Linked DNA regions of Homo sapiens: region 2 is linked to region 1. A link is a loop called in an ENCODE intact Hi-C map of the cell type or tissue named here. Cell type or tissue: heart right ventricle. All regions are shown on one strand. Links, peaks and the distances in the headings refer to the core of each region. The heading gives the core; the rest is flanking DNA.

The links. Hi-C counts contacts between places; a loop is a spot of excess contacts. Peaks named below come from ENCODE experiments on the same cell type or tissue, not always from the same donor. Only the 100,000 strongest peaks of a DNase experiment are listed, where the experiment ranks them.
Region 2: it touches region 1 in a loop (6-fold over the local background); 2 of 110 quality-filtered maps call a loop at or near these places.

Annotation. Positions count from the first base shown.
Region 1 is chr9:25,636,151-25,653,451 of GRCh38, reverse strand. No RefSeq gene overlaps it. Among named protein-coding and RNA genes, the nearest start is that of TUSC1, 34 kb to the left of the region's middle. In heart right ventricle, for the core only: no CTCF peak of the experiment used is centred there; no DNase peak of the experiment used is centred there.
Region 2 is chr9:25,575,695-25,592,995 of GRCh38, reverse strand. LOC105375997 (a long non-coding RNA gene) reads left to right here and starts at 5,594. Exons shown (of 3, transcript XR_929526.4): 1 at 5,594-5,666; 2 at 10,359-10,451; 3 at 11,302-11,804. In heart right ventricle, for the core only: no CTCF peak of the experiment used is centred there; no DNase peak of the experiment used is centred there.

The DNA of each region.
Region 1 (17,301 bases), core at 4,049-12,048:
TGTTGCCCCAGCCAATAACCAACCAACTGTCCTCAACCAGCCAGTACCCAGACAACCAGTCAGTTGATCACATAGATAGGAGCAAGCCCTGCAGAGGTCAGCTCAGTAAGGCACTACTCAGAAGAACTCACAGTTGATAATTAACCTTGTAGCATGTTTATTTGAAGTCATGTTTTGGTGATGCTTATTATGTAGCAATATATAAATGATACAGGGAGGGTTGTTTTCAAGGGCAGGTTCAAATAAATGATGTAAGGTGTAAGGCAAGCTAATACATATAAATTCTTAAGGAATTACCAGAAATGGTCTTTACAATTTGGCATGTTTTTGCAGTGGCTGGTACTGGTTGTTCCTTTCCATGTTTAGTGCTTCCTTCAGGAGCTCTTTTAGGGCAGGCCTGGTGGTGACAAAATCTCTCAGCATTTGCTTGTCTGTAAAGGATTTTATTTCTCCTTCACTTATGGAGCTGATAATTTAGAGGAAAAAATGAGTTTAAGGGAGGTAGACTGGGTAAAGTCATTTCTCCTCAATAAAGGAGTGAAATCATGAATTAAATTAACTGATTTGCTGTCTTAAAAGTGCAAGTATTAATGAAAATTATTTAAAATGTAGTCAACTGGGGGATAAATAAAAGGATGGCCCAATAATCCTGAAAGCTCAGGTTAGTCTGGAAAGAAAAAAACAAACATTACAAAGAGAAAAAATTATATTGGGCCTGAGGATATAAAGCATGCGAAAGACAACCCTGAAAAAACAATTCTCTCTCTTTTTATATCGGGCTTAACATCAGGATTGTTAAATTGATGAGAAGGAATTGTGGGTTTTCTGTAGAGATGGCAAACTATCCCTATGTCTGCAAGATGCTGATCAGAGAGGGTGTACACTTACGCAAAGAAAGACTGGATTTTTATGAATCTCAGGATTTCCTCTTTCCTGGAGTAGGAAAAATCAGCTAAACTTAATAACTTTGCTTATAGCATAGTAACATCAACTCACAGTATTGTTGAGAAAATCAAATGAGATGCATGAACGTGAAGGTGCACTGAAAATCTACAACTCCATAAAAATGAAAAGGATTTGCTAAAGCTAAGGGAAGCAATATTTAAGATAACTTTTATTAAAACTGATTTTTAAATTATACCAGAAATAAGCCTTATCTTATTGATTCAAAATAACTGGTTCTATCTCAAGATGATCAAAGCAATTAATCTAAAACACTACTCTAAAGAGATTAAAATAATATCTGAGTGTTATATGTTATAAAATTTGTGGATATACTCTTTAATTGTAGGTATTCAACATTCACCAAAGAAAACTAAATTCAATTACTTCTAAGTCCACCAGACCTACATATCTTACTGCTTCTATCATGTACAATTTATATGAACTACTTTTCTTATTACTTTTTGTGCCAGTTGAAAGTAAGTCTTTCATAATGAGAATTATTTGCTCGATTGGTCTACGTGGATATTGATGAAGCATAAAGCCCAGCTGACACATAATTTTTGAACATGGATGTGTTCCTCCTGCTGTCTTAAGCAGGAAAAGAAATAAAATAGTTCGCCTTAACAGGTTGTAGTCTAGTATTATGGAGAACAGGTCTCAACGAACATACATATGATAAGAGATTGAAAATATTTTAAAATATCCATTATTTTATTAACAAAACAAGCAATCATTCATTTGTGAAATGTATGTTGAGCACCTGTCCTGGGAAAAGCATTGTGCTTAGTGCCAGTTAATATCCCAAAAATAGTCTGTCACTGCCTTGGAAAGCCCAGAAATAATTGAATGAAGGTAAACTGTATATAGATAGATAGATATTTAGATCCATATATATATATATATATATATATGTGTGTGTGTGTGTGTGTGTGTGTGTGTATACACTATTTATTTAAATCCAGCATAATTTACTGTTTTTTTGTTTAGTTTTGTTTTATAAAATGTCTTTTCAGATTCTGGCATAGGTTAATTAATTGGGATGATGAAAAGAAATAAGAAGGCTACACTTAAAGAGGCAATGGAGTCATAGTATAGGCATGCCGCTGTGAGACACTGCTTTTGAGCCTTTCTAGTTTACATGCACAAAACTCTTCCTCTATTTAATTCTCCTGATGTATACAAATTTTCACCAACTCATTTAATATTAGAGACAATGTAAAAGTGAAGATTCACAAATTCAACTCTAAATGAAAACATTACTTTTCTCTTCTTCCAAAAATGTATTTTGAAAGGAAAGAGATGAGTTTTTCTAGAGATGTGTCTAATTGTTTGGCAATAATCTGTGGTCCTTCAAAAATAGGACTAATTATCATCATGAAGGCAGGGAGGCTTAGATGGCAATTTGTAATTTTTAGCTGGTTTTTACTTGCAGCATTTTAAAGTTGTTGCAGCAGGAGGTAAAGTACAAAGTCATGTTTATTTGAATAAAAATATTTAAAATGCTATATTGTGAAATCACTAGAATTCAGAGGAAATGAATACATGTGTTTTCAGTTTTTATTATTTAAACTTTCCATGTATTTCACATCATGGTAATCTGTGGTTTGCTTCCTCTATGATCCTTTTAAATGTACCCATGACTTAGATTGTTATGTACTTACAGATATTGTCTAATACTACACTGACCAACATGGTAGCCACTAGCCAGATGTGGCTTTTAAGTATTTGAAATATAGCTAGTCTGAATTCAGGTGTGCTGTAAGTGCAAAATACACACAGGATTTAAAATACTTAGGAAGAAAAAGTAAAATATCACATTAACCATGTAATATTAATTACATGTTGAAATGATAACCTTTTGGGATATGGTGGATTAAATAAAATATATTAATATAATTAAGTTTTTCCATTTTACTTTCTTAATGTGGCTACAAGAATATTTAGAAATATACATGTGGGCTGCTTTATGTTTCCATTGAACAGTGCTTTCTAATAAGTACAGAATACATTGGGATTTTCTCCTCTTAAAACACCATTTTCTATTAACAGAGCTTTAGATTAAAATAGTTTTTTTAAAAAAAATCACACAGCGTAGGTATACATTGAACTTTTCATTTACTAAAACCATGAGCTCCATTTTAACAGAGCTGCTGATAAGCAGCCCAACACTGTCCTGCAGTTTACTTTATATACTAAAAATGTGTATATCCCACTTACTTGCAAAAGTATTTACAAAGATTGCCATAAATATAATTAAATGCAGCAGTTACCAAAATGTCAAATAGAAACAAAACAAGATAGAGGGAAAATAGGTATCATTATGAAATAAAATGTTTATTGTAATTGATCAGTCATTTAGTTCTTATAAGGAGAAAATGCAGCCATAAACATCATCTTGGTTTATGGTACAGTAAAACAAAAATTTGGATTCACCCATTATTGGAAACTGTAGTTCTTATAAAGTTTTCCATAAATTTTTATGTATAGTAGAAAAAAAATGGCAGAGATATCCTGGAGAGGTGATGAAAATCAGGATACCTGAAGAACATACTGCTGCTATATCTACTTATCTCACTGACATGTCTGCATGGTCTCCACAGAAGATTTTAATCTTTGATCTAAAATAATCATGATATGAAAAGTAGTAATAAAAATCCCCTTCATGCTGGATGTGGTGGCTCACGCCTGTAATCCCAGCACTTTGGGAGGTAGAGGCAGGAGGATTGTTTGAGCCCAGGAACTTGAAACCAGCCTGGGCAACCTAATAAGATCTTTTCTCCATAAAAAGAATTTTTAAAAAAAGAAAACAGAACCCCATTCATCAAATTCCAGAAATATTGGAAGAATCAGTGATGATAATTTGCAACAATATTACGAGCGATAAAAAAATAAAATATAGCAATTAAGTTAATACAAATTAATTAAAAATTAAAAATGGGCAATTAAAAATGTGCAGTTTTAAGGAAAATCTGAAGGATCCGTGAAATGTATCAGTATAAGAAATTTAAAAAATTATGTGCTGCTTTTCATCAAATCTGAAAAAGATAGAAAATTGTAGTGAGCAGAGGGAAGAAAAAAATGTGCTGGAAATGATGTAGGAGAAGTAGCTGAGAACCAGATCTGCCTTGTAAACTGTAAGAAGTTTTTATCTTACTCTAATGTGACATCAAGCCATTGGTTTTGAGCACTGGAAATACATAATGTAATTTCACATTCTAAAACATCAATCTGACTGCTCTGTGGCAAATAAGCAGCAGAGGACCAAGGGAAAAAATCAAGATAATGCTTTTAGACATAGACATGGAGATATATCCTGCTACTTGGATACAGGAGTTTGAGGCTCAGGAATAGATAAGGGTAGATAAGCAAATTTGTGCATCAGCACATAGAGGGTAGGATAAATCTGGGGAGTAAATATAAATGTAAAAGAGAAGGGGCCCTGAACTTCCAAATATTTTCATTTTGTCTAGAGATGCCAAAGCCCGAAAAGTTAGAAGGTACGTCTCGTGAGATAGAACAAAACTAGGAGTGTGATACTTCGTGAATGTCAAGATCCTACAAGAGGAATGGGGGATTATCAAGTGTGTCAGATACTGTGGAGAGGCTGAGTAAGAAGAGAACATAGAAGCAACCATGATATGTCATCGCAGGGGTCGTTGGTGACATTGACAAAAAATGATCTCAGTGGTTCAGGTGAAAAGAAAGATTGGAAAGTGTGACAATGGACCCTGGATGCCACAATTATGAACAACTTTTTAAAGACTTTTCTTTAAAATGACCACCTAAGCAACAACAACAACAACAACAACAAAATATCATTTTGTGAGTGGATAGTCAAGGGAAACTTACTTTTGTTTTGTTTTTTAAATGATGAGAATGATACAATGGAGAGGGGCAGATTGATGATCTTGAAGGAAGAGCTCATGAATAGAAGACTAAAGTTCTCCAAAAGAGGACATTGGAAAAAGAGCATGGAAACCTGTGTATGGAGTGGATTGGGCTTAGGAGGAAGCAGGGACATTTCAGTCTTTGACCTAAAAAGGAGAGCAGGTAGTATGTAACGAGATACAAGTGGGAAGGCAGATTTATTGGAGGGACTCTGAAGGTCTTCATTTCTTCCCCTATTTTCTTGACAAAGTGTGAAGAAAAAAATCATCAGCTGAGATGGAAGGAAGTGGTTTCTCTCATTACAAAAACAATGAAGTCATTGACTTTAATAAAGAGCAGAGGTCTGACTGTTTTTAAGGTCGAACACTACATTTTCCTTCCAAGTAAACTTGAAACTGTATACATGATTCTAAATGATTGAAGGATTATCTTCAACCCAGATGCTTGATAGTTTTGTGTCACTTCCTACTGTAGGATTTACGGTGGTTTGTGGAAGCAGGAATATACACCAAGTGACTTCACTCACACTTTTCTTATTTTTTGAATCATTGGTATTCATAGCAAATTTGGAGAACAGTCAAGAGATAGTTCATATAAAGGTAGGCTGAGGTTTAAAATAAAAGAGGTTAATATTTATGTTTTCCTGAAACAATGTTTATGTACAAATTGAACAAAGAATCTATTTCTGTTCTTAGACATAAAAGATTTTTTTAAAAGTTACAACTAGAATAGGCTAGATTCTTGGCATCTATTTTATTTCCTTGCAACTACAGAAAATCTGATTTCCAAAGACAAAGATGAACATTGGTACTTGAACTGTGATGATTATATCTTAATGCATTTATTTTTAAGGATAGTTTCACTTTGATATGACAATTTCAGACTGAATTACGAGCCTATGTACTAGAATGGTCATTTCTTACCTGCTGGAAATTAAAGCAGTATTAAATTCTTGTCTTGAGGACACTGATCATTCTTTAAACATCAGTGCTATCTGAGGAAAACTACAAATAGTACTGTAAAAAAACAAAAAGCTAAATGTTATTATCTTTTGCAATATCTCATATTGTTCAATTTGGTACATTGGTATTAAAGATCTGTTCTTGGCCGGGCACGGTGGCTCACGCCTGTAATCCCAGCACTTTGGGAGGCTGAGGCAGGCGGATTGCCTGAGCTCAGGAGTTCTCAACCAGCCTGGGCAACACGGTGAAATCCTGTCTCTACTAAAATGCAAAAAATTAGTCGGGGGTGGCAGCACGTGCCTGTATTCTCAGCTACTCGGGAGGCTGAGGCAGGAGAATCACTTGAACCCAGGAGGTGGAGGTTGCAGTGAGCTGAGATTGAGCCACTGCACTCCAGCCTGGGCGACAGAGTGAGACTCAGTCTTAAAAAAAAAAAAAAAATCTGTTCTTTATTATTTGTTGACTACATAAAATTTTTAGATGTGCAATTTAACTGTGTTTTGGTTCAATCCCTTTGGAACTTCATAATGTTGAGGGCTTTCTTAAAAGGTATTCCTATAATAAATTTATAATATGTCCAATTTGGATGAGACAACTGATCCCTGGAAATCTGTGGAGGTTACTAGGTGTAATGTGATAAATCTTGGCCTCTAGAGTTAGGCAACTTTGAATTCCAGTTCTGCTGTCTTCACTTACTTGATTGGCAATCGTGGGTAAATCACTTTGCCTCTCTTAAAATAAGTTTTCTCATGTGCAATATGGGGAAAGTGGGGAAAATAATACCACCTCTAGAGTTGTGAGGATAAATTGAGGAAGTGAATATTAAACTCTTCTGCAAAGTATCAAACATGCCTTTTCAGTGGCAGCAAGTGCAGTACCATATGTGGAAAGCATGCAGCTTTTTCACAGGGTAGGAGTCGTTCTCAGATATTTAATTTCCTCACCTCTCTTGTTGGACTTTTCATTTTTGATTATTAAAAGCAAATTTTTTGTAAGGTGTTGCAATTTACATTTTATTTCCTAGTATTGCATGAGTGTGTATTTTATCTATCTATCTATCTATCTATCTATGCTAGATATGAACCATAATAGTAAAATTGACACCTGTGAATTTATCACCCAATTAATAAACTGGGATATAGCAAACACTGCTTCATCAGCTAGGTGTCTGTTGCTATTCCATCTGGTATTGTTTGAATATTTGTCCCCCACCACAATTTATTTCAAAACTTAATTCTCAATGCAGCAGTATTGAGAGGTGGCCCTTCTAAGCGGTGATTGAATTATGAGGGCTTTGTCCTCATGGATAGGTTATTCATAGGTTAATGGGTTAATGAATGAATGGGTTATTATGAAAGGAGACCTGGTGGCTTTATAAGAAAAAAGAGACCTGAATTAGCACATGAGCACGCTCAGCATCTTTCCCATGTGATACCCTGAGACACCTGGGGACTCTTCAGAGAGATCCCAGCAGCAAGAAAGCTCTCACTATATGCACTCCTTTATGGTCTTGCCTGCCTCCAGACGAGAACTGTAATAAATAAATTCCTTTTAAAATTACTCAGTTTCAGGTATTATGTTACAAAGAACAGAAAATGAACTAATACACCATCTTTCTGCCTCATGGTCGGGGGTGTCTTAATTTGAAGTTTGAATTTATCATTCTCCCTTTAAAAATAAGCTTTCATCATATATAAAAGTTTCCCTAAAATACTTTATTTTGCTTTTGTGAAATGTATACAAACAATATTTTATTCTTGAATATTTTACATTATTTTTGCTCAATATATTTCTAAAATGTGTCCATGAGTTTGCATGTTTTGTGTTTATTGTTACTGTTATAAGATATTCCATTATGTAAATATAATAAAATCTGGTAGCTTTTTGTGGCTTATTTTCAGCTGTTTGTCTACTGGGAACTCTGCTGTATCTTGTACTATTCAGAACAATTAGTACAAGTTTACCTCAAAAACATATAATTACAGGGTTTGTGGTTTCAATTTTATAAGATCGTGTTATATTGTATTTCAAAATGATCATACCATTTCACTTGATTGTTATGTAAGATTTCTTGGTAATCTGTAAGCTTACCATCTTTTTTTTGAGACGGTCTCACTCTATCATCCAGGCTGGAGTTGCAGTGGCTCACTGTAGCCTTGAACTCCTGGACTCAAGTGATCCTCTTGCCTCAGCCTCCCAAGTTGCTGGGACTACAGGTGCACACCACTGGGTCCAGCTATTTTTTTTTTTTTTTTTTTTTTTGGTCACCATGGGGTCTTGCTATGAGGCTGATCTCAAACTCCTGGCCTCAAGAGATCCTCTCATCTCCAGCTCCCAAAGTTCTAGAAACTTACCATCACTTAAAATATATACTTAATTGGTTGATCACCAATCTCCAATCTATCTATCCCTCTATCCATCAATTCATCTTATTTTCAATTGCTCTGACTAAATTGAGGATATCAGTACTTTTTGACACCAGATACTTCAGATTAATATTTGAGTTCAATATGTATTTAAGTAAGCTTTTCTAGGTAAAAATTTGCAGTGAATGCACAAACCATATGTGTACCATTTCATGAGTTTTAATATATGCATACACCTGTTGCACGACTCAAATGGCTGTCAACTTACAGAACATCACCATCCTTCCAGAAAGTTCTCTAATGCCTCCCCCCATGTCAATTTGTGCACCATTCCATGAGGCAGCCAATGTTCTAATTTTTTCACCATGGATTAACTTTCATGTAGATAAAATATTTTGTGTAAGTCTCTTTTTGGGCCTTTTTTAAGGTATAAATTACAGAATTAACTTGTCAGTTTCTAAAAATATTTAACTTTGATTCATATATTGAATCTATATATAAATTTGTAGATCTCATAGTCCATGAGAGTGATCTATCCTTTGAGACATTTTAAATATATTTCAATAAAATTTTATATTTTTTACATAGCATTTACATATGTTTTCTTAGAAATTTCTTAAGTGCTTTACATTTGATAGCAATGATACATGATAGATATGATGATGATGATGATGAATGATGATTACTATATTCTGTGTTTCCTACTGGTGCACAGAATTTAATTTTATTGTAGTATATTGATGCCATGTATTCAGGCATATTGTTAAACTTATTATTTCTACACTTTTTTCTGTAATGCTTTTGATGTTTCAAAGTAGTAATTACAGCATCTGTGAATAATAATTTTTATATTGTTTACAATTCTAATAATCTTATTTTTTCCCTTTCTTTACCATGGTAAGACTTCCAAAAGCATGTGAAATAGAAGCAATTATAATGTACATCTTTACCATATTTTGTTTTTAAAAGGTCTGTTTTTAGGAAGATAACACTTTTTCTAGCTCTTTTTCATTTTTGCTAGTTTACACTTTGTGAAAACTTTCATAATGAATGTATTGAATTTTATTTTCTATAAAGATTGAGATGATCATACAGTATTCTCCTTTAATTTGCCAAGAAGCTAAAAAACCCACACATATTAAACCGCCCTTGTATTACTGGATTGACCTGGATTGATCATGGTGTACTATATTTCCTATGTAATGAATTTAGCTCTCTAAAACCTTGACATTTGCATCTATGCTCATGAGTAAGCTTGGCTTGTAGTCTATTACTTAAATGAAATTTATCATTTTATATTAAAATCTGCTTTTACTTTCTCACACTCCCTTCATACTCCACTTAAACTGCTCCCCTAATTTCAGTTAGTTTATACTTGCCAGCACTTCAGAGTTAAATAAATAATCCTTCGATTTTATCGATTTAACCCATCATAATGGATTTGGATTCTTTTCAGTTAGTTTGACCTTTTTCTTAGAAATAATGGCATTTTGTGGATACTGACGAAACCTAGAATAGACAAAGGCAAAGCTTTCTCATTTACTTGGGGAATTTTAGCAAATTTGATATAGGACCTATAAGACATTGGAGGACTCTATAGGAAACACAACTTGGCTCCTTACCCAATTTCAACACAGGTACTGTTTGACTAAGATTTGTTTAAATACAACACAAAAACAAACAACACTTTTTCTATAATTTATAGTAGGGTAAGAGGTTTATATGTTCATCTTTTCTAATGTCTTATTTTTATTCAGGTGTCTGAGGCCAACAGAATGGCTAAGATGCATTCTGGTGTTTCTAATTATATCTCTGTTCTATCACAACTATTATTTTTGCTAGGAATATAATTTTACTCCTCTTCCCTGCCCCCAAATTAAATATATTAACTTTAATTTTGCTTTGTTAGTTGTGAAAAAGAATGATAGGAAACATTTTTCTTTATGATTCCTGACTATTGACTCTTTCCTCCACTGCATTATTTTTTTCATTAAGATTATTTGAGGGTAGTAAAATAGTGCTATATATATATATAGTGTATATATGTATTACTGACAAACTAATAAATAAAAATTTTATTTTTTATCAATCCATGCATTTTCATTGCAGGATTGACTATGAAATAGGAAGCCACTTATATTTCTAAGGAGAATTTTGCCTCATAATTACCAGTCATGAAAATATTACTTCTATTATATAGATAACTATACCAATTTTAAAGGTTCATTTTAGAAGGCATTATTAATTGCCATTAGTGTTTAGCTGACTTCTGTTAAAAATGAAGATTATAAATTTCATTTAAGCTTTCATAATTCTGACAGATTTTCTGAAATAATGTTCTGTTTTTCCCACAAAATTAGTCCTGGGTTTCCTTACCTTGGTGATATTTCAGTAGCATTGCTTCAGCATTGTTATAGATAGGTATATGTCATTGCAATATTATTTGTTTGTTTTGTTTCCATGTGAAACTTTACTGTCTCTATGAAAAAAAAAAAAAACTATAAAATTCAGGACAAAATCTTGTCTTCTTTTTTTTATTATTCCAAACTCCTCATACTATACATGTGACTTATAGGAATTAAAGTGTGAACTCAATATATTGTGTCTGTGCGGTTAAATTTTCTACTATGAAAGTTAAATCTGGTAATCAGTTAAATATAATTATTTCATCAATGTGCCAGGTACTGTGTTAGGTATTAGGAGTGTTGCTATCAATAAACCAACCAGTTGCTACTAGTAATATATTTACAAAATGTGTTTGTATTCGTTTCTTCTTCCTGCTGTAACAAATTACCACCGACGTGGTCACTTAAAATAACACAAATTTATCTTACAGTTCTTGATGTTGCGAGTATGAAATTGGTCTCAATGGACTAAAATAGAGGGAATGGCAGGAATATGTTTTTTCTGAAGGCTCTAGGGCAGGGGTCCCCAACTCTGGCCACTGATAGGTACAGATCTGTGGCCTGTTAGGAACCTGGCCGCATACAAGAAGTGAGTGGCAGGCCAGCCAGCATTACTGCCTGAGCTCTAGCTCCTGTCAGATCAGTGGCGGCATTAGATTCTCAAAGGAGCACGAACCCTATTGTGAACTGCACATGTGAGGTATCTAGGATGCACACTCCTTATAATAATCTAAGTAATGGCTGATGATCTGAGGTGGAAACGTTTCTACCAGAAACCGTCCCCCCATCCCCCATTTGTGGAAAAATTGTCTTCCATGAATCTTGCCCCTGGTGCCAAAAAGTCTGGAGACTGCTGCTGCAGGGAATAATTTATTTCTTTGACTTTTCCAGCATCCAGAGGCAGCTCAGTTTCTTGGATCATGGTGATGATCCAAGAGCTCAATAGCAGCTCAATAGCTAGTGGAGTCATTCTTATGCTGTAGCACTTTGACGTTGATTCTCCTGCTTTTCTCTTTCACATATATAAGGACCCTTGATTTTACATTGAGTCAGAATAATCTCCTTAGTTATTACCAGAATAAGGTCCTTATTTTAAGGTCATCTGATTAGTAACCTAATTCCAGCTGCAGCCTTAATTTCCCCTTGCTATGTAACATAATGTATTTATAGGTTCCAGGGATTAAAATATGGACATCTGCAGGGGTCCATTATTCTGCCTACCATCGTACTCAATTCTAAGCACTATACCAAGTTTCAGAGCTTTAAAATAAAGAACTGAAAGTATTACCTATACATTTTTTTGTCTAAAATTTTTTTTCACTTACTCATTACATAAAAGTGTTGAAAACTGATTTTGGTTTATTTGGATAGTTACATAGTTCTGTTGATTTTGCAAAAGTTAAAATAACACAGATTTAAACTCTTAGGCAAACATAAGAGTTCCAGTTTTAGAATTGTGTTAATTTTAGAAACAAAGGACAGAAAGAGATGTTTATGAATATTAATTAAGTAGGTTCTAAAATGAATTATAAGTGAATACAATTTCAGAACCTAATGATTCAGCTTCTGTGTATGACATATTAAAAATGACAGCAAGGTTTGACACTACTATGTTTACTTTAATTCTTTATGACCTTATTTATTTAACTTTTCAGGGGCAACAGAAAGAATTAGGTATGTGAATTTTTAACTTGAAGGTTTCTGACTCCAACTCTGTCAAGACCGCCTGACCTTTCAGCTTGAAGTGATTTGATTTGGTCGGCAGACATGATGGTCATTGTTTCATGTATAAACAAAAGTCATTTTTTTGGTCTTTCAAGCTAGATTTTAAATTTATTGATATGATAAAAATAGAATTAGATTGAATATCATGAAATGATTAACATTATATTTGTGTTGTGATAAAAACTATCATTTTCATTGATGCTTAGCCAAGATAGCTTGCAACATGAGTTCCCCAAAGGTCTTAGGATTTCCATGTTGTTTGTCTTCAATATCTCTGAATATATTTTGCGTAACTCATTGGTTTGGGGGACGTCTTACATGAGATGTGAATGCATAAAGGCATAGGTCAATGACTTATGATACGTAAAAGAGTTTTTATTTTATGTTGGACATAAATTTGGAGCAAGAGTAATTATAGTAAAAGGTTACTGTTTAAATTCTTAAGCAAATAAGGAAGCTTTAGAACATCAGGATTTCACATGCTTCTTAAAGCTATATTTGTTGCCATTGCTGCTATTTCTGATATGACACTAAATTGACATTTGTCACTTCTTCCTATATCATGAAATTTTAGGTAGCCTCTTTTAATTGAAATTGCATGGCTAACTACTGAATCTCAAACACCTGTTACTATATAGATTTTGTGTACTCAATTAACATTTGATTACTGAGAGACAACTCTTTATCTGTTTTGAAATGGATGTATTTGGTCATCATATTAAACCTCCATCTTATGTGTTTAATCCAAACATTGCAAAGAGGTTAAAAAGCCCAAGATTTTATTATGTTGTGCTTTAATTGCATAAATGGATTTTTACATTTTATTTTTTTGGAGAAGGAGTTTCACTCTTGTCACCCAGGCTGGAGTGCAATGGCGTGATCTCAGCTCACTGCAACCTCTGCCTCCCGGGGTTCAAGCAATTCTCCTGCCTCAGCCTCCTGAGTAGCTAGGATTACAAGCATGTGCCACCACTCCCAGCTAATTTTTTGTATCTTTAGTAGATATGGGTTTTCACCATGTTGGCTAGGCTGGTCTCAAACTCCTGACCTCAAGTGATCTGCCCTACTGGGCCCCCCAAAGTGCTTGGATTACAGGTGTGAGCTACCGCACCTGGCCTACGTTTTAATTTTTATGTTAGTTTTAATTTTGTTTTGCTTAACATTTGGATTCTTTGGTCACTGAGGATTTAGAGAGGATTAAAAACTAAACTTGAATTTGAATGTAGCTCCAGATTTTTAAAATTTTTGATTTTTTAATTTCCTTGGATAAATAGAAAACAATAACATCTATCTTTCTAAATGGTAAAGATTAAAAGATATAACATTAACACAGTGTCTTATTTGTACTGTACTTATTTGACTGTACTTTTATGCATGAGCATTTTTTTTACTAACACAGGATCAGTGGGGTATTTGAGGGCTAAAAAAAGAGGTTATAAGGAGAGTTTTACTCTTTTCATATTATTATACCTCAATTAGTATACCTTCATCTTAGGTGACTTGTTAAAGAAGGAAATTTAGAAGAGAAAAATCTTATATACCTCAAGGAGTATTGGTAAAGAATTACTGAAAATTAAGCCATATGTTTGCAAATCCTATCAGAAAGCCCATAAGCATATGTTTTTCAGTTCTTGTTTTTATGAAATTTAAACACCTTAAGTTCAGGAAACATTTTATTATTACGTATTTCTAAGTACCTCAGGCTATTCTTTATCCTCTTAAAAATTAATAATCTGATTGAAAATGTTGTGTTACCCTTTTCAACAAGCATTTGAAAATTCTTTGAAAATGAAAGACTTATGAACAAACAAATGAAAGGTTTATGAGAATAAAGATGACTATGATGACGATGATGATGGTGGTGGTGGTGATGATTATGATTATGAAGAAGACAATGATAAGATAAAAAGAATTTAGTGTTCACTGTTTGGTGTTACTGTGGTAGACACTCAGATGAAGAAGGTGCCATTATTATTTCCAGAAGAATAAAACTTAAGAATATAATACTTGAAGACAGATAACAATAAGGGATCTTGTTTGGTGAGGTTTAGAGGAAAGAAAAGGCATCTTCTGGTAGAGAAAGAGGACCTGAAATTTTAAAGAAGGTATCCAACCAGATGATTTTTCAGGTGAAAGGCTATATATTTGTTTTGTTTTTTGTTTTTTTTTGGTGGAGTCTCACTCTGTTACTCAGGCTGGAGTGCAGTGGAGTGATCTCGGCTCACTGCAATCTCTGCCTCCCGGGTTCAAACGATTCTCCTGCCTCGGCCTCCCTAGTAGATTGGACTATAGGCGCATGCCACCACGCCTGGCTAGTTTTTTGTATTTTTAGTGGAGACAGGGTTTTAAAAATATCTTTGTATTTTTTATACACATTTGTCCATGTCATTTGTGGTTATTTCAGGGAAAATCCAGAGCATATGTGCCCCTTTTAAGTTTATGTATCTTTGTAGACACTTTCTCAACTGACTTGTATACAATTTTATATTCTATTATAAACGCCGTTGTTCTTTGCACAAAAGACGTGCTAACAAGAGCTTTGATTTCTCAAATGAACCCAAACATTTCTAATTAAATGAGTGTATAGCATCGTTTAGAGAAAAATTCCTAAGGCTTCCAATAAAATTAGTAAGTAGTACATGTCTACAATAATAGACTTTGGTAACATTAATATTTGAATGGAAGGCTACTTTTGTGAACTAAATAAGAAAGTCTTGCAGAATTCTTGTGCTTCAATTTTTTAATACTATTTTCAGTGGTTTGTTAAACTTAATGATTAAGACAATTCTTTTCATAGCTATGAAGAAGAAGTCAGGAACAAAGTTTGCCTCTAATTTAAAGTAGTTGGTTTGTGCTGCTTTTAAATACTTTAGCTGATTCCCTAGTTGCTTCAGTACATATATCTCATTTACCCAATTAACAATAAGATTATTGAGGACAGAGACCTTTTTTAAAAAAGAAAAAATTAGCCATGTCGCTGCCTAATATCTTACAAATGAGATATGATAATAAACTGAATTTTGTTTATACACACAATGTTAAATGGATGCAAAAGAATCCTCAGCATATATGTACCCTTCTATTTATGTTAATTCTCTGTCACTGAAGCATAATTCACAATTCATCACAACTCATTTTATATAACATTTGGTCAGAAAAATCTCAGAAATGGCTGTATTATAGAAGGCCTAAAAGGAAAGTTTTTAGCGTGTTATAAACTATATAAATATTTTGAACTCAAAAGTATGGAAATTAGATACAAATAGAGTGCTACAAGTGAGAACAAAACTTGGTACAGAGTGAATGCATTCCAAATAAAAAAGAAGTAAAAGGTCAAGACATAGAAAATAAGAGTAGAATATGGGAGCACTTCTTATTTTTTGTTTGTTTTTCATAACTAGCAAATAACTCATTGTTTTTACCTTTGACAGTAACATTTGTACATAAAGGCCATTTTCATTAACCTTAGGTTTATAATTTCCAGGCTCCTCGCCCAAAGGCATTGCTGTTATTTACAATTTTTCTTAGTCCTATGCAAAACGAAACAACCATCAGTGTAAGGCTAATATATGTTAAGTGCCTCAGGCACATTTCAATTAAGTATTAACACAGATTGGAAAATTTCCAAAACATTTAGTGAATATTACTTTCAATCATTTTCATTAAAATTAATAGCAAGTGTTAAATACTAATATACCAGGGAGCTGGGGGAATTGAATTCTTAGCATTTAAAGGACTGCTTGTACTAACGTAGAAGAAATTTTACTACAATTCGGCCACATATTACCTAGTACTGTTTCTGTATTTTGTGTGGATAGAAGGATGGGAGTTATGTGTAAATTAATTTTAATACTTTTACATTGTGACTTCAAAATTGGATGAGTATATTTACTAGATACCAAAAATAAAGGGCTGCCATATGAATAAACTTAAAACCTCAAACTGTACGCATCCATCATTTACCAAATGTTCCGGAGGTACTTAGACATGTTTGAGAAACTAGTTTATAGAAATAAGACAAAGAACTGTCCGAAGTAGAGATTACTATGCCAATATACAAATACTAAAATCGTTATAAGAGAAATCAGTGACTCAAAATTGTGTCTATGAAAAATTGTAAGTAGAAATAAGAAATAGAATGAAATAAAATATGTTGCTGAAATATCAAAATAAGAAATCATAATGGTCAAAATTCACCTCTCAAAATAGTATTATATAGAATATGACCTTTAAAATGAAATGAAAATCACTGGCTTTCCTCACTTAATAACTCTTTATCTTCTTAACAATAAAAAGGTCTCTATCTGTAAACCAATTTACAATGTTTTTGGTACTATTAACAGCATTTTTTAAATGTGGTATTTTATCAGTTTCGGTCTATGATGTACATACATACATATATGTGCATGGATATATATATATGCATATAACATAATATATACACATTATTTCCACTTTTAGTGATTTTTTAAATCTTTTAAAGATATTACACATGAACACTGATTTTTCTTCATTTCAAGTCAATGTCATATAAACTCCATAAAATGGAATATGAACAAGTTAAGGACTTGTTAGTTTGCTTCTGTAACAGAAGCACCATTTTTGATGTTAGTAAGTTTTGTTTTAAAGTTTGACTACTTGTTCTAAGTTTCCTTCAAATGTAAGAGAAGTAAAATGATATTATACAAGGCCATAAAAGACCATAAACATAAAACTCTTTTCTTTGCCATAGGAGTGGCCTTTCAATTGTCAATTTGCTAGATGCCCACCTTTGCAAAAAGCCACTGAATGCGATTGTCACTCTAAGAGGGTGGGATCCTACAGCCAGAAGAATAATTAGCTGAGAAAAAGTGGGAAGGATAATTGTCTCATACTCCTTGAGTTAGGTGTGGTGGTCAAGGTGAGGCATCATTGGCCATGAGTCCAGAGTCCAGAGTCCAGAGTGGGAACTGACTGCTGCTTTGTGGAATTAGAAGGGTTGGCAAGACCACGAAGTAGCTTAGTAACTTG
Region 2 (17,301 bases), core at 4,620-12,619, 61 kb after region 1:
TAATTAATTCCAGTTTTCTTATCTATTTTTTACCCAAATTCCTAGTGTTTTAAGGACCAAGTGAAGTACTAAGTTAATAAATAGGTTTTTAAATTCACTTAATTTCTTAATCAGACTTAAAGGGTTTTTTGCACTTTGGAAATTAATAGTTGGTCAAGTAGAAAGATGCCAGCTGGATAGAAGAGCTAATTTTGAGCTCGGTTTATAAAGTCTCAAGGGGCAGTACCACACAGAGAGGAAAACAGTTCTGAACCAGGTTGAATAGACTCTGAGAAACAGACATTTTGCTTAATACACCTGCCTATCGTGCGGTTGTGCATGCACTGGTTTTATTGACAAATACTGGGCTCAGATATTTTGTCAAGTGACTTGAGAGAGAACATTAATATCGAGTGTTGTATCCTGACTTTTCTTCTATAGTCTACAATTCAATTGTTTGTAAAAAGTTTGGTTTGATTTACTAATGTATCTCACTTTGCTTTGAAAACATAACCATGAAAATGAGGTAACACATGAGCAATACTTTATATACTTTATGTCAAAAAAAGGACAAGCAATGCCATTAAAAAATCATTCTCTGACACATTGATCAAGACATTATCATAGGTTATATGTAATTTTAATTCATCCATAGTTTGAATTTAGGCATTAATGAAATTCTATAATATAAATCCTAGATATTTCTTAACACAATTAAAATAGAAGCATATCTATTTGTAATAAAAAGATTAAAAAAATTCATTTTCCACATTTCATCTGAACATGAGAAAATATTTCGAAGAATTAATACAAATAAATGCTATTTTGGAGGCAGAAGACATTTTATTCTGTATATTTTATTCGCTTTATTTACCTTTTGCTTTTATTATTCTATATGTTACCTAATTCTATGTGTTTTATGATTCTATGTATGTGTTACCACATTTTAAAATGTGCCTATCATAATTCAGCAAGCCATATAAATTGACTTAGCATTCATTTAATTAACTGTACTCACTCATCTGTTTTTATTAATGCTTATCCATTAAAAATCTGAGAGGAAACACTGTGAATAAGTCTCTGGAATCTATTCACTTTCTTGGTCATCTATGAATGTTAAAAATACCAAAGTGTTATACAACAATAATGACTTTTATTGTTAATACTATTTAATTGCTAGACACAGTTTTCAGTGCTTTATTTGTTACTGTAATCCCTCCAATATTGCTTTTCTTAAATTATACTTTAAGTTCTAGGGTACATGTGCACAACCTACAGGTTACATAGGTATACATGTGCCATGTTGGTTTGCTGCACCCATCAACTCGTCATTTACATTAGGTATTTCTCCTAACGCTATCCCTCCCCCAGCCCCCCGCCCCGCAAAAGGCCCCGGTGTGTGATGTTCCCTGCCCTGTGTTCAAGTATTCTCATTGTTCAATTCCCACCTATGAGTGAGAACATGCAGTGTTTGGTTTTCTGTCCTTGTGATAGTTTGCTCAGAATCGTGGTTTCCAGCTTCATCCATGTCCCTGCAAAGGACATAAACTCATCCTTTTTATGGCTGCATAGTATTCCACGGTGTATATGTGCCACGTCAGGGTCTGGCTCTGCTGCCCAGGCTACCGTGCAGTGGAGCAATCTCGGCTCACTGCATCCTCCACCTCCCAGGCTCAAGCCATCCTCCCACCTCAGCCTCCTGAGCAGCTATGACTACAGGTGTGCAACACCACACTGACTAATTTTTTGTATTTTTTATAGAGACAGGCATTCACCACGTTGCTCAGATTGGTCTCAAAGTCCTGAACTCAAGTGATCTGGCTGCCCATCTCAGCCTCCCAAAGTGCTAGGATTACAGGCGTGAGCCACTGTGCCTAGCCTTAGTGCATATGGTTGTACACGAGGAAAAGAGAAGTTATGTAGTTAGTAGGTGACATTGCCTGGGACTCAAAATGACATATCTGTATCATAAAGTCTTGCAATTAATTAACTACAAAACTTTACCACAGGGGTGTCCAATATTTTGGGCCACTTTGGAAAAAGAGGAATTGTGTTGGGCCACACATAAAATAGACTAACACTAATGATAGCTGATAAACTAAAAAAAAAATCACAAAAGTCTCATAATGTTTTCAGAAAGTTTGTGAATTTGTGTTGGGCCGCATTCAAAGCTGTCCTGGTCCGCTTGCAGCTCGTGGGCTGCAGGTTGGATAAGCTTACTCTACCATCTCAGTATATATTTTAATATGTCAGATATATGATAGAATTTACTTTGAAGTAATTATGGGATACCATATTTAATAATGTCCATGATTTTTTTCCATCTGTTAAAAAAATTGCTAGGTTGTTTGGAACACTAAAATAAATAAAATTTTCTAAATACTTAAAAAAATTTGCTTAAATTGTGTTAAATATTTCTGCTCATTAGAAGAATAAAATAAACTTTTCGGTGACTCATCATCTCTGTTTCAGTTTCATTCTTGTCTAAAGAAAAAATAGAATGAACAAGAATAATTGTTTTGTACAATCGCTATAAATTCTAAATATGTTTGAAATGTCACTGCACACTGCTTACTAACATGGTGGTACTAAGTGAAGTCAGAAATATTAATGAGAGACCTTTGGCAACAAATGCTAGGGATAGTGAACAATACCTTTTCATAAGTACAACTCATGTAAGATGACAAATGTCTTACAATGCTGGGACAAACGGTGACAATAAGGAATATGGTGGTAAAGAACTCTGCTTCAGCACATTTGAAAGATAGAATTCTGGGAAAGGAAGAAAAAGATAAAAAATAGAGAAGACAGATTGAGGAGAGAAAACACGATTACAAAATTAAATGGTAAAGTAGGAAAAATACAAAAAAAATAGGATTAGTTCAAGGAAAACAACTTACAGGTTAAGAAACAACTAAAGAGGGCCAGACACGGTGGCTCATGCCTGTAATCCCAGCATTTTGGGAGGCCGAGGTGGGCAGATCACCTGAGGTCAGGAGTTCAAAACCACCCTGGCCAACATGGTGAAACCCCGTCTCTACTAAAAATACAAAAAAATTAGCTGGACGTGGTGGCAGGTGCCTGTAATCCCAGCTACTCAGGAGGCCAAGGGAGGAGAACCGCTTGAACCTAGGAGGCGGAGGTTGCAGTGAGCCGAGATCGTGCTACTGCACTCCAGCTTGGGTGACATTCCATCTCAAAAAAAAAAAAAAAATTCAATTATTCTCATAGCTTTCTACACCCTCTCTACCCCTGCATGTCCTTGTAACCCTCCACCCCAGCTTGAATTTGTTGACCATCATTAAACCATGCCGTGATACACACATGCAACTTCTTTACCACCCTCTCACTTTACATACTTGACAAAACATCAACCCTGGAAAAGTATAACTGTTATTATTTAGTTATTTTGAGATGGAGTCTCACTCATTCTGTCACCCAGGCTGGAGTGCAGTGGCACAATCTCGGCTTGCAACCTCCGCCTCCCAGGTTCAAGGGATTCTCCTGCTTCAGCCTCCTGAGTAGCTGGGCATAGGGCCACCATGCCCATCTAATTTTTTTTTTTTTTGTATTTTTAGTATAGATGGGGTTTTATCATTTTGGCCAGGTTGGTCTCGATCTCCTGACCTCAAATTATCCACCCGCCTCAGCATCTCAGAGTGCTGGGATTATAGGTGTGAGCCACCGTGCCTGGCCTGTACTGTTTCCTGCACACATTTGCATTCATGCAGTTGACTATGGCTAGAGAAATATCTAGAAACATGCTGATTATTCTCATCTAAAATTACTATCCACTAACTTTAAATGAATCTAAATACTTCTAGCATCATACAATTTCCAGCTTATTTATTATCCCAATGTCTTATTAAACATTTCCCTTTCTTAAATTTATGCCTATTCTTAGTCAATGACTGTACTTCCCAATTCACTTAGAAAATTGAAAGTTGCAAGAAAAATACTACAAACTTTCTTCATAAATCCTCCATCTGCATCTGTTTGCATGTGTCCTCTCTCTCTGTTGTTCCCAGGGATGAACTCACCATGCCTGTATCTAAGGCCCACCTGTTTACTGATATAATAGATTCATCTTTTCTTGCCTACTCAAAAACATCACTCTCTGTCCTCTATCACCAAATTTCCCTTTTCTACTCTATCAGTCTCATCACAGTGCTGTTCCCCAAAATTGTATGCTTCTATTTTTAAAAAAATTATTCATCTCTACTACCCTCCAGGTATCACACCATTTTTTTGCTCATCCTTGTAGCAAAATTCCTCAAAACAGTTGTTTACGCTTTCTGCCTCCAATTCTTTTCCCCATTCTCTCAGCAACCTTCGCCTCTCTACTAAAACTACTTCTGGCATGGTTACCAATGACATCACAATGCTAAATCTAATGGTCAAGTTTTGATTCTCATGACTTGATTTATCATTCACATAGGACATAGCTGAAGATTCCTTTCTCCTTAAATTGCTTTCTTCACTTGACTTTTTGACACCACATTTCTTCTGATTTTCTTTTTTCTTTGTCATCTTCACTATATTAATCTTTTTAATGGTTTTATCCTCATCTTCTTGATCTCTTAATGTTGGACTTTGTCAGTTGCTTTGACCTTTTTTCTATCTATGCTGTCTTGGGATTCTTATTTGGCTTTGTGCTTTAAATACCATCTGATGACTGACAGCATTTTCTTTCTAGTGTGGACCTCACCCCTGGATTATAGACAACTTTACTGTGATACCTGAAAAATGTCTAAACTTAACAGGTGCAAGCTAGAGCTCTTGATTTTCTTCTGTCACACAGATCAGGTCCTGGTACAATTGTTCCCACCTCAGTTAGTGGTAATTTCACTTTTAATTGCTCAGGACAAAATATCCCGCATTCCCCCAAGGGTTTTGTTAGTTTTTGTATATTGTCTCTGTTTCTTGTTTCAAAACTTACAACAGAAAATTCTGTTGTCCCTATCATTAAAATATATCTGAATTTTCCCATTTTTCAGTACCTTTTCTATAATCGTCCTGGTTCTATCTGCAAACACCCTGCTGTAGATTTTTACAATAGTTTCCTGACTGATCTTTCTGTTTTCATCTTATCCCTCTGAAGTCTGTTCTCAGCAAAGCATTCTGAGTAGATCTGCCAAAGCATGCATCAGCAGAAGTCATTTCTCTGCTTAAAAACTCTCCAGTGAATTCAGATTTTACTTGGAATAAAAGCCAATGTCTTTAAAATGGCCTAAAAACCCTACATGATTTGTCTTCCCACCTTTTATTATATTTCTCACTTCCTCTCCTACTACTTCCTATCCTTCCCACTTTTCATCAGCCATACAGATCTTCACAAATGTTAGGTAGACTCCCACCTCTGCAATCTCGCATTTGTTTATACCCTCCTTCCTATGATGCTATACCCCAATCTATCTACAGAGTGAATTTCCTCACCTCCTTCAAGTCTTTGCTTAACTGCCATCTTCTTGAGAGTTCTTCTCTGAGCCCTCTATTTAACTTATATCCCAATCCCCAACTAGGCCTCCTGGTTCTCCTCTGCAGCTTTATTTCCTCAGTAACACCTTGAATCTTACTCTATAGATTTATCAACTTTTACATGGTCTTTCCCACAGAAACTTCATGAAGGCAGAGATTTTTGACTATTTTATTTACTGATATAACCTCTATACCTATAAAAGTGCCTGGTATGTAATGAGTATTTAAGATATATTTTTGGTTGTCGAGTAAATGAGTGAGTAAATGAATAAATACTATTAACTGCAAGTTGCCTTAAATAAGAATATATGCTATACTGATCCTTTTTTTTTCTAAATTCAACTGTGCTTTTATATTTAAAAATTCTTTAAAATACATTTATTTACATTTTTTTTTTAACTTTTATTTCAGGTTCGGGGGTACATGTGCAGGTTTGTTATGTAGGTAAATTGCGTGTCACAGGGTTTGGTGTACAGATTATTTCATCATCACCCAGGTAATAAGCATGGTACCTGATAGGTAGTTTTTCTATCCTCACCCTCTTCTCACGCTCCACCCACATGTAGGCCCCAGTGTAACTGTTGTTCCCTTCTTTGAGTCCATCTGTAGTCAATGTTTAGTTTCCACTTAGGTATGAAAACATATGGCATTTGGTTTTTGTTCTTGCATTAGTTTGCTTAGGATAATGGCTCCACCTCCATCCATGTTGCTGCAAAGGACATAATCTCATTCTTTTTTACGGCTGTGTGATATTTTATGATATTCTTTTTTATGGCTGTGTGATATTTTATGGTGTATTTATATCGCATTTTCTTTATCCAGACTGGATAAAGTCTATCCAGTCTTTATCCAGCCTATCCATGTTATTGTTGATGTGCATGTTAGGTTGATTCTATGTCTTTGCTATTGTGAATAGGATTGTGATAAACATATGCATGCTTGTGTCTTTATGGTAGAATGATGTGTATTCCTAATTCCTTTGAGTATACACCCAATAATGGGATTGCTGGGTCAAAGGGTAATTCTGTTTTAAGTTCCTTTAGAAATTGCCAAACTGCTTTCCACAATGGCAGAACTAATTATACATTCCCACCAGCAGTGTATAAGCATTCCCTTTGCTCTGCAACCCACCAACATATGTTATTTTTTGACTTTATAATAATAAGCATTCTGACAGGTTGTGAGATGGCAAATCAATGTGGTTTTGATTTGCACTTCCCTAATGATCAGTGATTTTAAGCTTTCTTTCATATTATCATTGGCCACATGTATGTCTTCTTTTGAGAGGTGCCTGTTCATGTCTTTTGCCCATGTTTTAATGGGGCTGTTTGTTTTTTTCCTGTAAATTTGGTTAATTCCTTATAGATGCCAGATAGTAGACCTCTGTCGAATGAATAGTTTGCAAAAATTTTCTCCCATTCTGGAGGTTGTCTGTTTACTCTGTTGATAGCTTCTTTTGTTGTTGTTGTGCAGAAGCTTTTTAATTCGATCCCATTTGTCAATTTTGGCCTTTGTTGCAATTGCTTTTGGCATTTTCGTCATTAACTCTTTGTTTGTGCTTATGTCATGAATGGTATTTCCTAAGTTGTCTTCCAGAGTTTTTAGAGTTTTGGGTTTTACGTTTAAGTCTTTAATCCATCTTGAGTTGATTTTTGTGTATGGTATAAGGAAGGGGTCCAGTGTCAATCTTCTGCATAGTGCTAGCCAGTTATCCCAGAACCATTTACTAAATAGGGAGTCCTTTCCCCATTGCTTGTTTTTGTCAGCTTTGTCAAAGATCAGATGGTTGTAGTTGTGCAGCATTATTTCTGGGTTCTCTATCCCATTTCCTTGGTCTATGTGTCTGTTTTTGTACCAGTACTATGCTGTTTCGGTTACTATAGCCCTGTTGTATAGTTTGAATTTGGGTAGCATGATGCCTCCAGCTTTGTTCTTTGGGCTTAGGATTGTCTTGGCTATTTGAGCTCTTTTTTTGGTTTAACATGAATTCTAAAGTAGATTTTTTACAATTCTGTGAAAAATGTCAATGGTATATTCATAGGTATAGCATTGAATTTGTAAATTGCTTTGGGCAATATGGCTACTTTAACAATATTGATTCTTCCCATCCATGGGCATGGCATGTTTTCCATTGTTTGTGTCATGTCATCTCTGACTTTTTTGAGCAGTGTTTTGTAATTCTCACTGTGGAGATTTTTCATCTCTGTGGTTAGCTGCATTACTAGTTTTTTTTTTTTTGGTGTGGCAATTGTAAATGGGATTGCATTCTTGATTTGGCTCTCACCTTGGATATTGTTTGTGTACTTATTTTTGTACATTGATTTTGTATCCTGAAACATGACTAAAACTGTTTATCACATCAGGGAGCTTTTGAGTCGAGACTATGGGATTTCCTAGACATAGAATCATATCATCTATAAACAGTGATAGTTTGACTTCCTCTCTTTCTATTTGGATGCCTTTTATTTCTTTCTCTTGCCTTAATGCTCTGGTTATGACTATGTTGAATAGGAGTGGTGAGAGAGGGCATGCTTGTCTTGTGCTGGTTTTTAAGGGGCATTCTGCCAGCTTTTTCCTATTCAGTGATGTTAGTTGTGGGTTTGTCATAGATGGCTCTTATTATTTTAAAGTATGTTTCTTCAATGCCTAGTTTGTTGAGAGTTTTTAGCATGAAGGGACGTTGAATTTTATCAAAGCCTTTTCTGTATCTTGAAATGATCATGTGGTTTTTGTTTTTAGTTCTGGTTATGTGATTTGAGTCTGTTGAATTGAACTTGCATCCCAGGGATAAAAGCCTACTTGATTGTGATGGATTCGTTTTTGATATGCTGCTGAATTGGATTTGCTAGTATTTTGTTGAGGATTTTTGCATCTATGTTCATCAAGAGTATTAGTCTGAAGTTTTTTGTTGTGTCTCTGCCATGTTTTGGTATCAGGATGATGGTGGCCTCATAGAATGAGTTATGGAGGAGCCCCTCCTCCTCAGTTTATTGGACTAGTTATAGTGGCAATGGTACCAGCTCTTCATTATACATTTGGTAGGATTTGGCTATGGTCCTTGCCATTTTTTTCTTTCTTTTTTTTTTTTTTTTGTTGGTTGGTAGGCTTTTTATTACTGATTCAATTTTGGAGCTCATTATTGGGCTCTTCAGGGATACAATATTTTGAGGAGTTCAATCTTGGGAGGTTGTGTTTCCAGGAATTTATCCATTTCTTCTAAGTTTTTTAGCTGTGTGCATAGTGGTGTCCCTAGTAGTCTCTGAGGGACTTTTTTTTTTTTTTTTACTTCTTTGGGGTCAGTGGTAACATTCCCTTTGTTATATCTGATTGTTTTTATTTGGATCTTCTTTTTTCTTTATTAGTCCACTTAGGGGTCTATCTATCTATGTTATTCTTTCAAAAAAAAAACCTCCTGGATTCATTGATTTTTTTTTGTATGGTTTTTCACATATCAGTTTTTTCAGTTCAGCTCTGATTTCATCTTTTCCTTGTCTTCTGCTAGTTTTAGAGCTGATTTGCCCTTGTTTCTTTCATTCTTTTAGGTATGTTAAGTTGTTAATTTGAGATCTTTCTAACTTGTTGATTAAGCATTTAGCTTCGTAAACTTCCCTCTTAACACTGCTTTAGCTATTTTTCAGACTCTGGGATGTTGATCCTTCATTTTGAATGTATGTCTCCTGGCATTCTACATGAAACATTATAGACCATTGCTTTTACCTAGTTGCCTAACTACTTGTGCTCTCTGAGGCTTTGGATAATGTATGTTTTCAGAAACTAAAACTTTAGATTAAGAATCACTCTGTACATTATAAATACCGATTTAGGAGAGGTTTCCCAGTCTACTCACATCATAACATTATTTGAAATGGAGTTTGAACTCAATGACAAAACATAATGGTGCTATTCATAGACACACACACACACTCATACACACACAGTGGAATTCTTCTTTTAACTCATTTTTATCTATGTTTTGGAGGTTCATAGCATTATTTACTATTACTCTTTTTTACTTGTTAGTGCACTTGAATACAGGTTATTATGATACCTAATGGTAGCAATTTATTTTATTTCTTTGTATTTCTCTTCTTCCTGTACTTCAGATTTCTCAAATTCACTTAAAGCATGGCTTTTTAATATAGACATTTTTCAGTGTTACATAAGGTCTTGAGGTTAGGCCATCTTTTTAATTTTTTTGTAAAACAGGATTTTTGAGAATTTCAAATTTTTTCCTCACATTAGAAAATGTAGGAACCAAAAATGACAAATAGCATGGAAGAGAGCTAGGAGGAAAATTAAAATATGTCTGGACAGACTGAACACAGGCTCTCAAGTCAGAAAATCTGTGATACATACATGAGAGGTTCAGTCCACATCTAATCAATCACTGTTGCTGAGAGGGAAATAACTTTTTGAAGAGTTTCATGCTGAAGGAGGAAAGCTGGTTACTTCTGGTGCCATTAAAAGTTCAATGGTAGAGACAAATCACTGTTTGAGGACTATTTACTGGACTTGTTAATCTGTCCAGGATTCTGATTGTCAGAAGCCTAATTATTTCTTGAGTCCTTGATCATGATGTTAATGATCCTGATATATTTCCTGAATATTTAACCATTTTCCCCTCATCAGTTATTCTGAGAAGAGTCCTAAGCCCTTTCCACTGTTTTATATACTCAGTTTCATCTAGTTTGCAGTATTTTTGACTATTATAACATATGCCTATAAACACATTTAATTTTTAAATGACTTTACAGCACTTGACCATTATTTGAAAGCCCATTGCTTATACAAAGTGGCTCCTATGCTTGGCTTATAATTTAATGATTGAGTAAGCATCTTTTTTGGGTTCAAAATCTGGTCTTAAATGACATTAAAAATTTAATATAATTAACTGTTCACAGAGATTTGCATTTCTTCAAGCAAAAAGAGTGTTGCAAGAGAGACTTGGTGGCTTGGTAGGAAAAGCTGCATGTAAGCTAATGGCTCAAATGCAGGTAGGGGGAGTATTTTTAAACTTCTATTGTGATATTTTTTGCCAAAGTATTTGCCAAATCCCTGTCCTTGATGGAAGTATAATGGTGAATAGGGAAGCAGTTTTCAGTTATTATGTAATGTTCTCTGCAAAACTTTGCCAATTGGATTTTAATTTATTCTATATCTAAAACAAAAAAACAAAAAGGTAAAATGAAATATAACCCTTTATTTACATAAAAATGCACTGTAAGAATAAATTAAACTATTTCTATCCATAATATTACTGAGTTTTTGGACAAATGGTGCTGTATAAATGCAAAGTGCTATTGCTGTTACTTTTACCAGGACTGAAAATAGTGTGCAGAATAATGAGAACTGGAGGCAAATAAAATGTTTATGTAGTTTTATTCCTGAAGAAACACGCATTGGAAATATGTAAGCTTAATCACACCTAGTTTTTCCTCCTCATAATTCAGAACACATTTATCTTTGTTCCCCCACAAAACAAAATAGTTATTTCTAGCATTTGCTCAAGATCTTGATCTGAAGCTCATGAAAATGCTTCAGCTCTCTGCACCAACAGAAGGAGCCATTTGACAAATTGAGCATTTGAGTTATCACAATCTTATGTGATCTCCCCACAATGCTGTACACCTCTTATCTGATTCCAATAGTTCAGGGACAACTTAACACATTGCATTTATCTTTATTGTGATTTAATTTTGAGCAGTCAGGATCCTGAGTGGAAGGAGAAACTGCTAGAATTTAGAAATCAGGTTGTCCAGCCTGCAAATTGCTTCCTCTGTTAAATACTTGGAAAGACATCCATCACGACATTTTGACGCTCAATCCATTAATATCCCTTTTCAGTATTCCTGACCTCAACTGAGGATGCTGCATTCTTTGCCCTGTTTCTTCTCTCAAGTGATGCCAGCCCTTAGAAGAAAGAACCCAACATGACATAAGAGTCTTCTAAGCTGAGAGTAGCAAATGGCTGTGGAAATAACCCCACTTGATTCCTCATGATCCTTTGTGCTGTCTACTGCAGGCTGTCACCTCAATTTCTATTTCTTCCATAACTGAGGTAAAGAAGAGTTAAGAATTTTTGTGTGTAGCTATTGACAGTCACTTCACAGATTAAAGGATGTCCTTAATATAAAGTAAAGCTAAATATCAGAGACGACAAAAGGTCCATTTATTGAAGTTGAAGGTATGCTCTAGTAACAAGTGGTAGAAAGTACAGCAAGCTGAAACTCAATAGATGACTTCTGATAGTGATACCACCATTGGAGTTGGGTAATCTTCAATAAACTGGAGTGCTTTTTTTGTCCTCCAGAATCCTTGCCGTATATGGAGATGGACAAGAGATAATTTCTGAGGTAGTTGTATTTTATGCCTTTTAGACAATAAAAAATACGCGTTTGTTGCCAAGAAGTTGTAAATCATATGAAAGTTTAATGATCAAAATAAACCATTTTACTTTAATTCACTCAAAGACAAATGAATTTATATCTTATTCAGGCTTACAGTTGGAAGTTATAAATTTAAAGGTGATAAATGCACATACCCTAAACTTAAAATCTTTCAGCTTTTATAATATTTAATGCATGCTCTTATTATAAAATTATTACATACTAGATCATAACTTTTTAAAGTTATTTTCCCATTAAGAGCATCTTTACAATACTTACACAAGATATTTAACTTTTCAAAAGGTAAACACATATTTTGAAAGTTCTGTTTTGATTATTGTATTAATTAGGGAATTTAGTTGAGAAAATGACAGCTGATTATTTACATGGTGTGCAGTGATTACGTGGGATTAATTGTCCTTGTGTGCCCCATTGCTAGCCTGAAGATTCTGATTTTAGCAGAGAAGATGAAGATGGAAGGGTAGGATTTTTGAGGGCTTTAAAGTAATTGAGAGATATGCAAGTTCACGATTTTATAGAAAAAGGCTACAAACTAAATTTCATGTATAGATTTATTAGTATCTCCTTGTATGACATTGAGCAAATCACTTCAACTTTTTGAGTTTCGTTTTCCCATTTGTAAACTAAAGGAGTAGGATTTGCTGATTACATATTTTCTTTAGCTCTAAAGTCCTATGAATACGTGCATCTTTGAGCCAGACATGAATTTCCCATCACTAATAACTATGTGGTTAAATTCCCATAGGAAAACTCTGTTCACTCTCTTTTACTTTCATCATTTGTTGTTCTGCCAAAAAAAAGAGATCTATATTAAGCCTCAAAGAATGCACTCATTTTGATTTTTAGAAAAATCCCTTAAATTAAAATAAAACTACATTTTCCAATTTTACTCTTTCTGTTCATAAATTTATGGCAATAACCATCCAATTTTTTTTATACCAGTGTGGCCATTTAAAATTATGAAATGCAGTTGATCAGTGCTTTACCTACTTAGTTAAAGGAAGATTTTTAACAGGTTAACTCACTTAGAGATTAAGTGTCATGACAAAGATTTGTGAATGTATTTCTTTGGAGAGAACTGTTTCTCTTCAGTGGGTCTCTACCCACCAAAACTTCCATACTACACAACTCTAGCAGGTGCTATATGTAGCTTAGTCTAGCTGTATTACGCTCTTTCTATTTTTCTTCTATCTATCTTTTCCAAAGGGCAACTTATTGTGGTAATCGTCATTACTTGATGATGTGAGGCTGAATTTTGAAAGATAAGATCATTATATGCTTACCTTTTTTGATAATTATTTAAACATATATGTCTTAAGTCTTGAAAAGCTTATGTATTATTTTCAATACACACAAACATATACCAATCTATTAGTGATGTATATTTTTTCTCAAGATTAAATTCACTAGAGGATGGGAAACTATAAAAATATTTAATAGCAGTGGCATTTAATAAAATATGGCTTTTTAAATTGGTTCAGTCTTACGCTTATTTTTATTCTTTGATTTCCCGTGGTTGCTCATCCTTTGATCCAACACAGGGAAGCGTTTAATAACAAGTAGGTTCCTCAAGTGGACTATGCATGTTCTTCTGAGTTTAGAAATATATTCTAATTTTAGTAAGCATGTACCTCAATCGCTAAGAATAATAGTAGATACTAGCAAATAATTCCAAGTGTATCACAAGCATAAGAAAGAAGGTTCCAGTGGGAACTGTTACTTTTGTATATATTCCTTTAGAACTGAATATACTTGCTCATTTTAAAATACGAAGTTCAGGTACAAACATCATTAGCTTTAGTTTAGTGGCAGTCATGAATTGACATAAACTGCAAAACATAAATTATGCTTTTGAGTTAAGCCAACTGATTTAATATTACTTTGATATTGCCTTATTATGTTCTGCAAAGAGTAAGAGATATTGGAGTCAGATTTGGCATTAGCATAGCAAAGTTATCTAACAAACAGGGTTTCTGGCTTTGTATTAAGGATCATAGGAAATAGGAGACAGATTGGGGAAAATGATGAAGCATCTAATATTTGCCTGTGATATGCCTGCGAATTTGCTATTGGGGGTAAAAAAAAAAAAAACCCAATAGTTTTCTAATATTTCCCAAAGGAAAACAATTAATTAGGGGTTGTTGGTACATTTAGGGTGTTTTGGTCAAATTTTTTGTAGTTGCAAGTGAGACAGAGAGCTAACCCAAACTATCTTGGGAGAAAGAAAAAAACAGAATGTGATTTCTCATGTAACAAGCAAGTTTGGTGATATATTTGTCTCGTGAGACTCAGCTATGTCCAGGAACTCAAAAAATATTCTTTCTTGGCTCTGACTCCCTCTGTACATTGACTTCATTCTGCAGACAAACTTTCTTCATGTGGAGATAAATATGGTGCCCTCATCTCCTCTAGATTCATATTTTTCCTTCTTAAGAAAGCTATGGAGGAGAAAAATTGGTTCTATTAAAAATATCCTGTGGAAAAAAGTGCTTTGGCCTGATTTGGGGAGTTTTTTGCCCACTTTTATTTTCTGACAGAAGACAGGCCACTGATACATGAAAAAAAAAAGAAAAATTCTCCAAAAGGATGAAAAAAAAAGAGAGTGGAAAGCTGTTTCTGGGCAGACAAAAACTAGTTATCTTGGCTATTATGTTTGAACTCAGGTTACATGTTGGCGTCACTGAAACTCTGTTACCTGGATTATCACTGATTCAAGAAAATTAGTCAATATTATGTGGGGAAAAACAGTTTTGGTAATAAAACAATTTTGGAAAATATTTGGTTAACAAGACATTACAATTTTTTTTCTACCTTATTATTTACTAAGATGCAAACATAATAGATATCAGGTCTTAAAGGGAGAGGGATACAGAGTTCCATATGAAAATTTAACATCGTAAGAAATGTACAAGAGCAAGTTTCATGACTTTTGCACCCTCTGACTCAGCTACAGAATACAGTCAGCCCTCCCTATGCGTGGGTTTCATATCCTTGGACTCAGCCAGCCACCAAATAAAATATTCAGGAAAAAAAAAAGATTTTATGCAGTTCCAAAAAGCAAAACTTAAATTAGCTAGGTGGCTCACATCTGTAATCCCAGCACTTTGGGTGGTCAAGGTGGGTGGATCGCTTGAGCTCAGGAGTTGAAGACCAGCCTGCATAACGTGGAGAAACCCCATCTCTAAGAAAAATACAAACATTAGCTGGGTGTGGTGGCACACACATGTAGTCCCAGCTAACCTGGGTGACAGAGACCCCATCTAAAAAAGAAAAAAATTAAAAAAAGAAAGAAAAGAAAAGCTTAAGTTAAATTAGCAGCTTACAGAGTACTAGGTTGAATCTACACGAATGAAGTGATGTGTAGGCATTGTGTTAGGTACTATAAGTAATTTATAGACGATTTCAAGTATATGGAAGGATATATGTAGGTTATATGCAAATACTATGCCATTTTATATAAGGGACTTGAGCGTTCTCAGATTTTGTTATCCATGAGGGTCGCGAAATCAATCCCCAATGGATACTGAAGGATGACTATATAAACCACAGAAAGAAACAGGTGATTTGTGAATACGTAACTTTGGCGAGAGCAATTGCTATGCTGTAAGTCTCAACTGTCAAAGCTTTCATGCTATACAACTTCCGAGGGTGCGATACTTTCTGTGAAGTACACCCTTTTTTTCCCAGCTGTCGGTCATTCACATAAACTGCATGCTGTATCACTTCCTGTAGTCATGAAATACACTGCCTCTCCTACACTTACACTCACTGCTGAGGGCAGTGGGGTATGCGACCTTGCCAACAAGCCTAGTGAAGAGGGCTTTCATGGAACTCCCAGAGTTTAAAATATGCTCCCTGCCATCTGGAGACCCTGAAGATGGCTTCCTGACCCATTTTCAAGAAAACCAAAGTGGCATTGACAGCAGCGTAGAGAAGACTATATTGGGATTAACTAGCATACTCAGAGTTTATCAGGGCAAGGGATGTATGAATGTTTCCTGTAAATGGATGTGATCACAAAGGACAGAGGTCAGGGTGGAGCAGTCTTGACTCCTGGCTAGGAAAGTTACCTAGTTGGGCACAGGGATGCTAGCAGTAAGAAGCTGGACATGATTATGGGTTAGCTAGCAACGACAGAAGAAGTCTCAAGTGACTACATGGAATTTAGTGGGTCAAATAAACGTTTACAGAGATTCCCACTAACAAAAAAATGCTCATAACCAAGAACTGTAAACTTGACCAGACTCGAAAACTATGAATTGATTTTTCATTAAGTCCTTTACTATGCCCTTATTACTCTTCCACCCATCCCTGAATCATCAGAGGGGTCAGAATCCGGGGGAAAGGAGAGGCATGAGAACATTAAGTTTAAGGCTATAAACTGTATCTTTTCATTCAGTGTAAAACAGGCTTTGACTGGAGTTAGAATGAAGACTTATATCTTGGCATAGATAATCTAATTTATGTATTGAAACTGTTTTTTCACTAAAGTACCTCTAGGGCAATCAAATCATCATTTAACAGTAATTAATAGATGGGCCTGCTAAAGTTTTCATTTATGAGTCAGATTAGGTTAATTCCATTGAATACATTTTTGAAGGGACAAACAACACTATAATTGTACTGTGATTGTATCACGAATGATGAGTTAAACAAACAAGATTTTAGTTTTTATTTGCTTTTAATCACAGTATTTTTCAGGGCTATTCACATGCTATTTAGTTTGGGAATTTACCAAAAAGTGCTATAGTTGATGGTGTTTCCCCAATTTATTGATCATGGGGCCACATATAAATATATTTTACAACATAAATACTTAAATATCAAAAATATAATAGTGCATAGCACCATACTTGGGGAACTCTATTGCATGTTAATATATAAAACATGAGTAATAAGCACAAAAGATCTGAGTTTCTAGAAAAAAATGGTGAATAACCTCTTTTAGCATTCTCCAAAACTCAGTAGGATAGAATAAGAATACAATAATGTGCAATACATGCATCTTTTGATTGAAAATGTATTTATTTGCTCTCTTTTTTATTATTAATTTTGCTTGCTATAGAATTCTAGGTTCAAAACACATGTAAGCAAAGTCATTCAGAAGAGTTGAAGGTCAAGGATATATAGTAGGTATGTGAAAAAAGGGAGGATGCATAAATTGGTATAACAAGGTATAATTCAGCCACGAAACTGTTAAACAGGCAAGAGATGGAAGTTATAATTCTAAAGGTTACAACTTATGTTGATGACATGACAGTTATGAATATTTATCCACCAAACAGCATAGCAGAAGCTGTCATAAAACAGAAGCTATAAGAGATATGAGGCAAAATAGGCAGAAACACAAATATAATAGGATACTTTAATACCTTCTCTCTGCTAAAGATAGATCAACTAGTCAAAAAAGCAAGAATATAAAATATCTAAACAAAAT